Regions from separate parts of the Mus musculus genome. Here region 2 is linked to region 1. Evidence: chromatin loops called from intact Hi-C (ENCODE). Cell type or tissue: left cerebral cortex. All regions are shown on one strand. Each heading gives the region's core, and the rest is flanking DNA. Links, peaks and the distances in the headings are about the cores only. Region 1 overlaps Tmem117 (transmembrane protein 117). Region 2 overlaps Tmem117 (transmembrane protein 117).

The links. Hi-C counts contacts between places; a loop is a spot of excess contacts. Peaks named below come from ENCODE experiments on the same cell type or tissue, not always from the same donor. Only the 100,000 strongest peaks of a DNase experiment are listed, where the experiment ranks them.
Region 2: it touches region 1 in a loop (2.7-fold over the local background); 2 of 42 quality-filtered maps call a loop at or near these places.

Annotation. Positions count from the first base shown.
Region 1 is chr15:94,964,165-94,969,547 of GRCm38, forward strand. All of the region lies in intron 5 of Tmem117 (transmembrane protein 117), which reads left to right. Among named protein-coding and RNA genes, the nearest start is that of Gm23129, 20 kb to the right of the region's middle. In left cerebral cortex, for the core only: no CTCF peak of the experiment used is centred there; DNase peaks (open chromatin) are centred at 3,046, 3,490, 4,416 and 4,785; H3K27ac peaks cover 1,947 bases.
Region 2 is chr15:94,856,732-94,862,114 of GRCm38, forward strand. The region is part of intron 3 of Tmem117 (transmembrane protein 117); the gene reads left to right. Among named protein-coding and RNA genes, the nearest start is that of Gm31007, 36 kb to the right of the region's middle. In left cerebral cortex, for the core only: no CTCF peak of the experiment used is centred there; DNase peaks (open chromatin) are centred at 857, 3,108 and 4,639.

The DNA of each region.
Region 1 (5,383 bases), core at 102-5,101:
ATTTGTATTTTCAGATCATGAACAGTTTTATTCATCTCCTTCACCTGTTTGGTTGTATTTTCCTGTATTTCTTTATGGGATTTATTAATTTCCTCTTTAAAGGACTCTATTGTCTATATAAGATTGGATTTAAGGGCATCATCTTAGGCTTCAGTTACCTTAGGATGTCTAGCACTTGCTGTAGTAAGATAGCTGGGCTCTGGAGATGCCATATTGCCCTGATTGTTGTTGATTTTTTTTACACTGGCCTTTAGGCATCTGGGCTTTGTGGTTATTATCAGTTTAGATGCTGATTTCTGAGTTTATCTTTATTGGATGGGTGGTTTGTTTTTTTTTTTTTAATGTTTCCCCCCTTGGTTTCTGTTTCCTTTTTGTCTGCTGCCCTGACTGGCCTGGGTTCTGGTGACTAGTTAGTCTTCATGTCTAGTAAGGGTGTCTCCCTTGAGGCTTTTGTGACATGTGTGACCTCTGAGGTTTTGGATTCCCACCTTGCCTCTGGGGTCCATAGTACCAATATGGCCTGGAGTCCCTGGTGCTGGTGGGTCTCCAGGAAAGAAGGCAAACTTATGGGCTAAAAAAATGGATTCCAGAGCATCAACTGAAGTTTAAGGATGATAAGTGTGTTAGGGGAATATGGTGGGCAAGCACTTGGGGCAGGGTCTTACCTAGTTGTCCGTGGTGCCAGCAAAGCCTCCAGGAATGCAGGCAGAGTTGTGGGTTGGGGGTGGAATGCAAGATATGGGGTACAGTTTACTACTTTTGGGTGCTCTTTAGGCAAGTTGGCAGGGTGGGGCTTGCAGGTGTTGTTGTTGGCAGGTGGTGTGGTGTCTTACCTGGTGTTTCTTGTACTGGTAGGATTTCAAGTAAGCAGACAGAGTTGTGGGGCAGGAAATTGAGCCCAGGGTTTGGGTTGTAGTACCTGTGTTGGTGCACTTCCCAAGGTGTTTGAGAGCTTGCCTGGTTTACCTGGTGTTATGGTAAGGCCTCTGAGAAAGCCAGGCAGAGTTGTGAGGCAGGTTTGTGGTGCATTTTACTGACGTTGGGTGTGCTTTTTGGTGAGTTAGCAGGCAGGGACTCCATCATTTTTGTATCTTGTTCATTGAAGCAGGGTCTATTACTCAAATCCAGAGTTTATCAATATGGCCAGTCCTACTAATCATCTTGCTCTAGGGATCCCCTGCCCCTGCTCCTAAGGCTGGAATTGCAGGGTGTCTCCACATAGCACATGTATGTTGATTCTGGGGATCAGAACTATCGCCCTCACTCTTGTGTGGCAAACACTTTCCTCATTGAACCACTGCCCCAGCCTCAAACTTTGTCCACTGAACAAAGCCCCAGTCTAATATTATTCACAAATATCTTTTTCTCTGTTCTTTTACTTTTGGCTACTTAGAATCTATCAACACAGACACATATATTATATGACATAGAGGTAGGTAAATTCACATTTGAGCTTTAGAAATAATTTGGAGACTCTATTTTGACTGACATATTTGGACTATGTATACTTAATGTAAATGCTAATATACCTGTGTTAACTCTGCCATCTTGATTTATACCCATCTTTTCAACACTCTTGTATCTTTTGAATGGATCATTGATTTCCTTAATTTCATTTATTTTCTCCTATCAGTATAAAAATAATAAATGCAGAATTGTTTTAATTTACTATGAGAATTAAATATATATATATTTAATCAGGCTTACTAACTATAAAATGTTTGCTTTCTTTTGCTTGAATTTTTATGCATCTATCTATCTATCTATCTATCTATCTATCTATCTATCTATTCATCCATGTATCTCCACTACTTCTACGCAGGACCATTTTCTATCATTACTTCTCCCTGAAGTGAATTCATCCTTCCTTTAAGTGTACATCTATTGATTACACACTTTCCCACTTGTTTTTTTTAAACTGACTTCATGTCACCATAATTTTGATGGCTAATATGTCAGACTATTTTGTCAATCATGGAGTCCAGACATGGGAACCTCAGATCATTGTTTTAATGCTTATACAACATGGCTTGATTAATACAGCCCTTTAGAACACCTTGGCATCAGTAAACATGACCATTCCACCTACTCAGTGAACCTGTAAGATCTTGTCATTCCTTTTGTCTCTATTTTATATCATCAGTGTCTTAGAGTTTTTATTATATAGATTGTTTGCCACCTTTGTTAAATTTACATTCAAATTTTTATTGCTGTTATAAATGGGGCATTTTTCTCAATTACTTTTTAGTACAGGTATATATTACTGTATGTTAATTTAATCTCTTGTGTCTATGCTGATTTCATTTATTCTAACAGGCTTTTGGTTTGTTTGTGAAATTTTTAGATTTTCCTACATACCAGATCATGCAGTCATCAAACAAAAATGTGACTTCTTCTCCCATTTGGATCCAATTTCTCTCTCTCTCTCTCTCTCTCTCTCTCTCCCTCTCTCTCTCTCTCTCTCTCTCTGTGTGTGCACACCTGTATGGTGCATGTATGTATACACATGTATACGTTGCATGTTCAGAGGACACAGGAGGATGTTAGGTGTCCTCTCTTACCACCCGCCCTTATCCCTTGACCAGCGGTTCTCAGCTCTCCTAATGCTGTGAGCTTTTAATTCACTTCCTCATGTTATGGTGACCCTGAATCATAAAATGATTTCATTGCTTCTTCATAACTGTAATTTTGCTACTGATATGAATCATAATTTAAATGTTTGTTTTTCTGTGGGCTTTGACCCCATAGAGGCCATGATCCCACAGGATGAGAATCAATGCTCTAGAGAGAATGTTTCACTAGACGTGGAACTCTCTGCCTGTTGGTTAGACCACTAGCCAGAAAGGCCACATATCCCCATTTTCCCTAACACCCAACCATGAGCTCTCTGGTTCCAGGAGCCTGCTGCCACACTCAACCTTTTACTTGGAGATCCACAATCAGATGATTCGTGGTTGTACAGCATATACTTACCACAGGGCTGTCTCCTCAGCCCCGTTCTTTTTATGTAGTACGTGTTTCCTCATTTCACTTACTGAAGGAAAATAGTCTGTGTGGCAACCAAACGCAGTGCCAAGGACACTGGTTGGTGCAGTGAGAGGATTACAGATGGTACATTGAATATATATCAAAAAGAGGGCTAGCAAAAAGCTAATCGGATCAGAATATAGAACGGAGTTAATTGAAGATCTGCTTAGCTTTAAAATAGGGATGGCTGGTGTGGAGGTTTGAATGAAAACGGTCCCCAGAGGCTCACAGAGAGCGGCTCTACTAGGAGGTGTATGCTTGGAGTAGGTGTGGCATTGTTGACGGAACTGTGTCACTGAGGATGGGCTTTGAGGTTTCAAATGCTCAAGCCAGGCTAGTCTGTCTGTCTGTCTGTCTGTCTGTCCTCTCTCTCCTCCTGCTGCCTGTAGATCTGGATGTATAACTCTCATTTCTGTCTCTAGCACCAGGTCTGCCTGCACACTGTCATGCTTTCTGACATGACAATAATGAGCTAAAACTCTGAACTGAAAACCAGCTGCAATTACAAGCTTTCCTTCATGAGAGTTGCTGTGGCCATGTGTCTCCTCATAGCAATAGAAACCCCAATTAAGACAACTGTCTAGAAAGAATGTGCTGGCTATATTCATATAATTCCATATGTACATTATATAAACTATTATTATATGCATAACTTGTAGAAAATGCTTTTGCTCATCTTAATTACGCTAGAAACAAGAATTTTTATTTCATTACAGTCTGTAGAAAAGTAAAGAGTTGAATAAGTGTGCAGATTATAAGATCAGAATCTCAAACCATATACAAACTCATAAACATTATTTAAATATATCTTATCTTGATGAATTCTGTCTCTGTACATCACCATTTTCCTGTCTTTTTGTAAAACATGTGAAGAAACATTTAACCATTTCTCCTGTATATTAGATTTATTTTCTATGACCAAATACCTGACAAGGAAGCGCTTAGGGGAAGAGAGTTTATTTTGAGTGATAGTCCAAGGGGACCAGTCCCCAATGTCTCATCAGTGAAGACTGGCTGCAGGAGCTGGAGATGGCTGATTGCATTGTGTCCACAGTCTGGAAGGAGAAGGTGGACAGGAAGTGAGTCCAGACTGTAAAGGCCCTGTCTCCTGCATTCCACTTCCTTCAAAATTTCTAGCTTCTAGTGGTTCTCTGCTACCCTTCAAACCATGGCCACCACCAGCTGGAGACCAAGTGTTTAGAGGTAACCCATGAGCCTTTGGGGGCACACCACGTTCAGTAACTCCCAATTGGAACACAGAAACAAGGCATCATGGACTCTTGCTCTCTTCAGTAGAATACAGGGATTCTGTATGCCTCTACGATGGATGTATCTGCAGCCAGAGCTGGAGTCTGCAAGAACAGACATTAGCATATCCACCGACGTTTGTTCTCTCTTGAAATGAGACTGTCTTGTTCTGCATTGGAAGAGCTATTTTAGATGCCTTCCCCCAGCTTTGGATCCTAGTTTGCTTCACACCACCACATTTTCTAAAGCCAATTCAGAGAAGACACCAAGTATCATCATTTTGTTGTGCCGTCCCCCCCCCCCATTAACAAGGAATTTAAGTGACAGCAATATATGTAGAAACTTTTCTGAAAACATGTTTTCCTTTTAATCTATACACAAACTCAATTAGTGTTCAGGTCAGCAACTGGAGAGGCTTTTATAGGATCAATCATTTTGGGTTAAGGAGTAGACACCCTGCAAGCTTACTAATGGAATGGAAATAATGTCTGGAACCACTCCAAAGAAGAACAGTCCCGGCGGAGCAATTAAATATGAATGAGGAATGTTTGCTGAGAAGTTCAAACACATCAACGAGGTTTATAATTTTGGCTTAATTTATTCAGCACCTTTCAGTGAGCTGATGCCCGGTGGCCTGAAAACATTTCAGGGCCCCGCCCGTATCTGCTGTATTCTGTGCAGACTTCTGACAATCATCAGAAACAGCCGTTATTCTTAATCCTCTCAAGAACTACGGGTAGAGAAGAGGGAGTGGGAGCTGCAGTGAGATTTAAGATATGAACGCCTATTAAAAAGAATGAATTTATGAAATTCCTAGGCAAATGGATGGACCTGGAGGGCATCATCCTGAGTGAGGTAATCCAATCACAAAAGAACTCACATGATATGTACTCACTGATAAGTGGATATTAGCCCAGAAACTTAGAATACCCAAGATGCAAGATACAATGTGCAAAACACATGAAACTCAAGAAGAACGAAGACCAAAGTGTGGACACTTTGCCCCTTCTTAGAATTGGGAACAAAACACCCATGGAAGGAGTTACAGAGACAAAGTTTGGAGCTGAGACAAAAGGATGCACCATCTAGAGACTGCCATACCCAGGGA
Region 2 (5,383 bases), core at 228-5,227, 110 kb before region 1:
CCTCTAAAATTCGTCCAAGCAGCTAGGTCTTGTCTCAGAGTTTTGGCAGTGTGGCTTTTCTGAGAGTGACTTAATTGCTTACTCTGAGAGAGGAGGGGGGGGAGGGGGAGGGAGAGGAGGGAAGGGGTGGGGGGGAAGGAGAGACCTAAAGCCCTAATGAGTTTGGTAGGTTTCAGAGACCACCTAAAGCTGTTTTGAGTTGTTTACTTCTGTTTAAGGAGCTTCCTTCTGGGATGGAATGTTTTTCAGAGGCAACTAAACAACAAATCCTTAGAGTATCTTTGTTTTTACAAATGTATTGAAACATATGGGTTATCCGTTTTGCTTATAGACGATTCAGTTTTTATCACATTATCATCTGCTTTAACCTTTGGGCACATTTTAATACAAATTTAATACATTTGATTTCTTGACTTAAAAATCTGTACAAGAAATGTATTGGAAGGAAATTGGGATCGTTGTACTGAGTGATAGACTGTTGGGTATCTGTTCCTTCCAATTTTAAAATGTTTTTCATATTTTAGTGGTGAACTCTTGCATGCTTATGGTTTAAAACCTCAAGAAGAAAGAAAAAAAATGGTGAAAATGGGTTCATGAAAAGAATGCAGGTTAATGTAGAAGCTAATTCCTTTCTCACTGAGTAATGAGACGCATTTGTTTCTAACAATTGCCATTTAATTAACAATTTAAAAAAATAACTCTATTAACTGGGAAGAGACTACTGTTTTAGAAGAGGGCAGAGCCGGGCTCCGCTTCAGTGGCGGCTCAGCAAAGGGAAATAGAATGAGGACATTATTTCCATTTAAAAAGGCAAAGAGGTTGATTGTTGAAAATATAAAAGCAAGTGTGTCAGGAGCAGGGAGCAGTTTCCTGGCAAACCACAGACCTGGAATGAGGCTGGCGTTCCAGGATGCCAAGGGGATAAGGCGAAGTAGCAAAATTAGATGATGCGTTAGTTCGTTGATGTATACATCTTGCTACAGTTTGGTCAAAGGAGAGTTTGTCCTGTCTCCCTTAATGAATTCTCCAATATTACATAATATCTGACTTTGTTTTTTCTTTCTTATTTTGAATGTTTTATGCTATGCCCAGGACTAATCTTGACTTTGCTGTGTGTGTGTGTGGTCTACCCTGATTTTAAATTCGCAATCCTTCTTGTTAGGGTTCAAGAATCACTGAAGGAAGACTCAAGACTCAAATGGTGTGCAAAGGCAAAGAGCATTTATTCTGCAGAAATTGCCAGCATGCAGGGGTCAAGCATTCATCAGAATGGCAATGACTAGGGCTAGGGGAATTTTCCAGAAGGGTTGGGTCACCTCTAATATGATTGGTAGGGACAAGGCAGTGACATTATTACAATTTTGATTGGCTGCTATGCTAGTTTCATTATAATTGGTGAGACCATGAAGAATTTCAGAATCTCCTTTAGCCACGTGTCTCAGGAGTTGGCTCACTATCTTTCCTAGTTCGGGGTCATCCCTGCCCAAAGAACCCTGTCAGTGGCTCCTTCTGCGGAGCCCAGTTTGCTTCCCAGGGAATTGAAAATTTTGATTCCCAAGGTTTTGAGGCCTTGTCCCAAGTCTCTTGAGGGCGGGGGTTACAGACATTCCTCCTTGCCCCCTGTAGGATGTGATTTTAGTGATGGCATCAAGGGAATCTCACGTCTCCAGATAGATGAGTTCTGTTAGGGTCCAAGAATTTGGGAATAATCCACTATAAAAACCAAGTTCAAACCAACAAAACTTTATTAAAAAAGCCGATATATCAGGGAGATGCTTGCGTTCAGGGTCCAAAGTGTGTGAGCAGGGGTAGGACAGAGCAACCTTTTAAAGTCAAAAATCACAAATTAGGTGGGGAAGGGTAGGGTAGAGACAACCAGTGAGTATGTGCATACACTGTATGTGTCTAGCCATTTTCATGCCTCACATTTTAAGTTGGTTATTATCTGTCAAGTACCTCAGATGGTTTTCCTGATAACTTGGTCTGGATTGAAACCAACTAGTTGGAGTATTTAGCAGCTACTGAGGTCCAGTCCTGACTGGATGCTGACCAAGAAACCATAGGGTGAGATATTATGGAATACGTTCATATGGGAGACCTGGGGCCAGAAGCTGTTTCTGGGAATTCAGTTGTTTCTTTGAAATTAGCTTAGTACAAAATAGAGGCTATGTACAAGATGGGATTCCTGTACTAAGGAGGCCCTCAACCAGTTTTGCTTATTTAATGTATATGTGTATCCCATTCCTAGATAAACATTGCTACACTTTATCATGAATGGGTATATGTCTGTGATTGGCTCAGAAATACACTTTTTGCTATTTTACACCCCTGTTAGGAGTTATTTTCAGGAATATACTGCAACTATTGTCAAAGAGAGTTTCTCCATTTTTTTTTTTTTTGTATGGGATCTAAGGAAATATTTAGTTCTGTTTCAGGTCATTTCTAATGCTAAGCAAGGTTTCATAGTGTACTGGCTAGTTTTGTGTGTCAACTTGACACAAGCTGGAGTTATCACAGAGAAAGGAGCCTCCCTAGAGGAAATGCCTCCATGAGATCCAGCTGTAAGGCATTTTCTCAATTAGTGATCTAGATGGGAGGGGCCATTGTGGGTGGTGCTATTTCTGGGCAGGTAGTCTTGGGTTCTATAAGCAAGCAAGGTAAGCAAGCCAGAGGAAGCCAGCCAGTAAGTAACATCCCTCCACAGCCTCTGCATCAGCTCCTGCTTCCTGACCTGCTTGAGTTCCAGTCCTGACTTCCTTTGGTGATGAACAGCAATGTGGAAGTGTAAGCTGAATAAACCCTCTCTTCCCCAACTTGCTTCTTGGTCCTGATGTTTTGTGCAGGAATAGAAACCCTGACTAACACATAGTTACAGGGTGGAGATGGACTCTCACACAAGCAAATCGAGTGTGTGTGTGTGGTTTCCTCCCATTGAACTTTGAATGTGTTGGGTTCCAGCACAGCACCATACCAGACTGCTTGTTTCAGCCCTAACTATAAGCAGTTTCTGGTTTTGTGGATCCCCAAAGATATCCTGATCATCATCTGCTGTGTACTTTAAAGGCACGATTCGAAACAGACTGTTCTGTGATAATTGCATCACTTTTTCATGAGCACGCAGGGAGAATGAACAGTGTGGAGCTGAGCCCCCCACGCAGGCTCCTGCTGCTACTCAGATGAGCTTGACTGCTAACCTGGGAACACCCAGCTGATGAATGAGCTAAGATTCATTATCGAAGTCAGGAAATTGGACATTTGTTTTTCAACAATGTCAGCCTTGAACACTCCTGCTCTAACTAAACGTATTTAATTATGTCCACTGGGTGTCTATGATTCCTGTGACGGCTATGATTGGCTCAGCGCTTCTGGTGTGTGTGTGTGTGTGTGTGTGTGTGTGTGTGTGTGTGTGTGTGTATGAGGCAGGGTTTCATTATATAGCCCTCGCTGGCCTGGAAGCTGCTGTGTAGACCTGATTGGCAGGATTCTCTTGAAGTTACGCACCACCACACCTAACCTTATATATTCTGCTTTTCAGTGATCATTTGTAGCAACTGCTAAGACACAGATTGTTTGTGGAGTTTGTGCCTACGGCCATTAGCTAAAGTAAGCCATGATCTTTGGAATAGGACTTGGCCAATGGGTATCTCTTCAGTGTTCACAGGCTCACCTTATGAGGGACAAGACTGAGAAGGGCTGAGAGTGACTAGGTCTTGTGGTGAAGGATACTGGGGCATCTGGGAGAAGTGTCTTAAGGAAGTGGTAGCAGGACAACCCCGGGGCTCTCAGCAGGCCACTTAAAGCTAACAGGATGAGATCTGGAAGTCAGTAGGAAGGCAGGAGATAGGAGATTAGGCATGGGGTGGCTACTAGGCTGCCGTCTGGTATTTGTGAAGGTAAGTAATCAGAGCAGGCAAGTTTGTATTGTGAAGGGAAAGGTCTTTGAAAAAGGGACAAGTTAGTTGAGAACAAATACTTAAAATTATCAGCCTAGCTAGGTCCTCTACATAGGTGTCATGGCCGAGCAGCTTGGTGTCCTTGTGGGAATCCTAGTGGTGAGAGCCGGGCGCTGTCCCTGACTCTTTTGCCTTCTTGTGGGACCCTTTTCTTCCTAATGGCTTGCTTTGTCCAGCCTCAGTGTGCTGTGGCTTGTCTTAGTGTAGCTTGTCATGCTGTGTTTGGTTGATGTCCCTGGGAAGCCTACTCTTTTCTGAGTGGAGGCAGAGAGACGGGCGGTTCGGGGGGAAAGTGGAGGTGAGGAGGAGAGACTGGGGATAAAGGGGAGGGGAAACTTTGTTCAAGATGTAATATATGAGAGAAGAAAAACCCCCAGATATTATAGTTTTCTGTCCATGGTCTGTTATTCTCAGTTTTGATGTGAGTGTGGGCCTAAAGGCAATGAGAGCCATAATGTATCCCGGGCCATGTGCAGCCGCGTATGGGGCCTACAGACCAGCTTGCCTTTGCAGTGCATGGTTCATATAATGGTTCCCAAGCCCAGACACTGGTGTCTGACAAAGACACATTTACCCTCCTCAGGTACTGCCGGAAGGCCCTTCCTCACAGCTCTGGGTGCTGGATAAAAACCTAACCGTGTGCAACCAGACAGCCTGTGTTTCTTCTCAGAACTTGTACTATCTTCCCCCACACCATCTGTAAGGATTTCCTGACTGGACTCCCCATCCACCCACCTCCCTGGGGTTTGGTGACTTGGCTATTCCATTGGTTGCCCAAATCTAACATGCTGTCAGTTATCTGCCAACCCTTGGATTCAGTGTCCCCATTCAGACTGGTTACTTGGACCCTTCATGCATTGTATGCATAGAGATGCATAGTTACAAGCTATAATGGATAGATCCATATGTATAGATTAGAGCCACCATAGATAGATAGATCCAGCATTGTGTCTCCATCACATTCTCCTGTCCTGTAGGATACTTGTTCACAAGTAATGATCTACTTTAGTTAAGGACATTGTTTAAAGATATGTAAAAACACAATTTTGAGTGAATGTAATGTCTATAATAATGGTATCATCCTTTAAAATAAACTGAACCCACATATATACAACACCCTAATCTGATGGCAACATCGTCTCCCAACCAACTATAGAAGAACAATGTATTCTTTCTCTTTTGATTTAACCGGCACCCATTGAGAGTTCGCAGGCTTAGGCAATTTGTCAAACATCACAGGTTCTGCTCACATAGGGTCCTGACATGCTCAGGGCTCTAGCAGGCTTCTGATTTTCAAGGGCTGGCTGCTGGTGATCTACACTGTTAAAATAACAGTTCTGCTCTCAGGCTGTTGACCACTGAGCAGAGGGCTGGTTACAACACATTTCGTTGTTGTTGTTCAGGAGATGGTCTAATTTTGATGGAAGAAT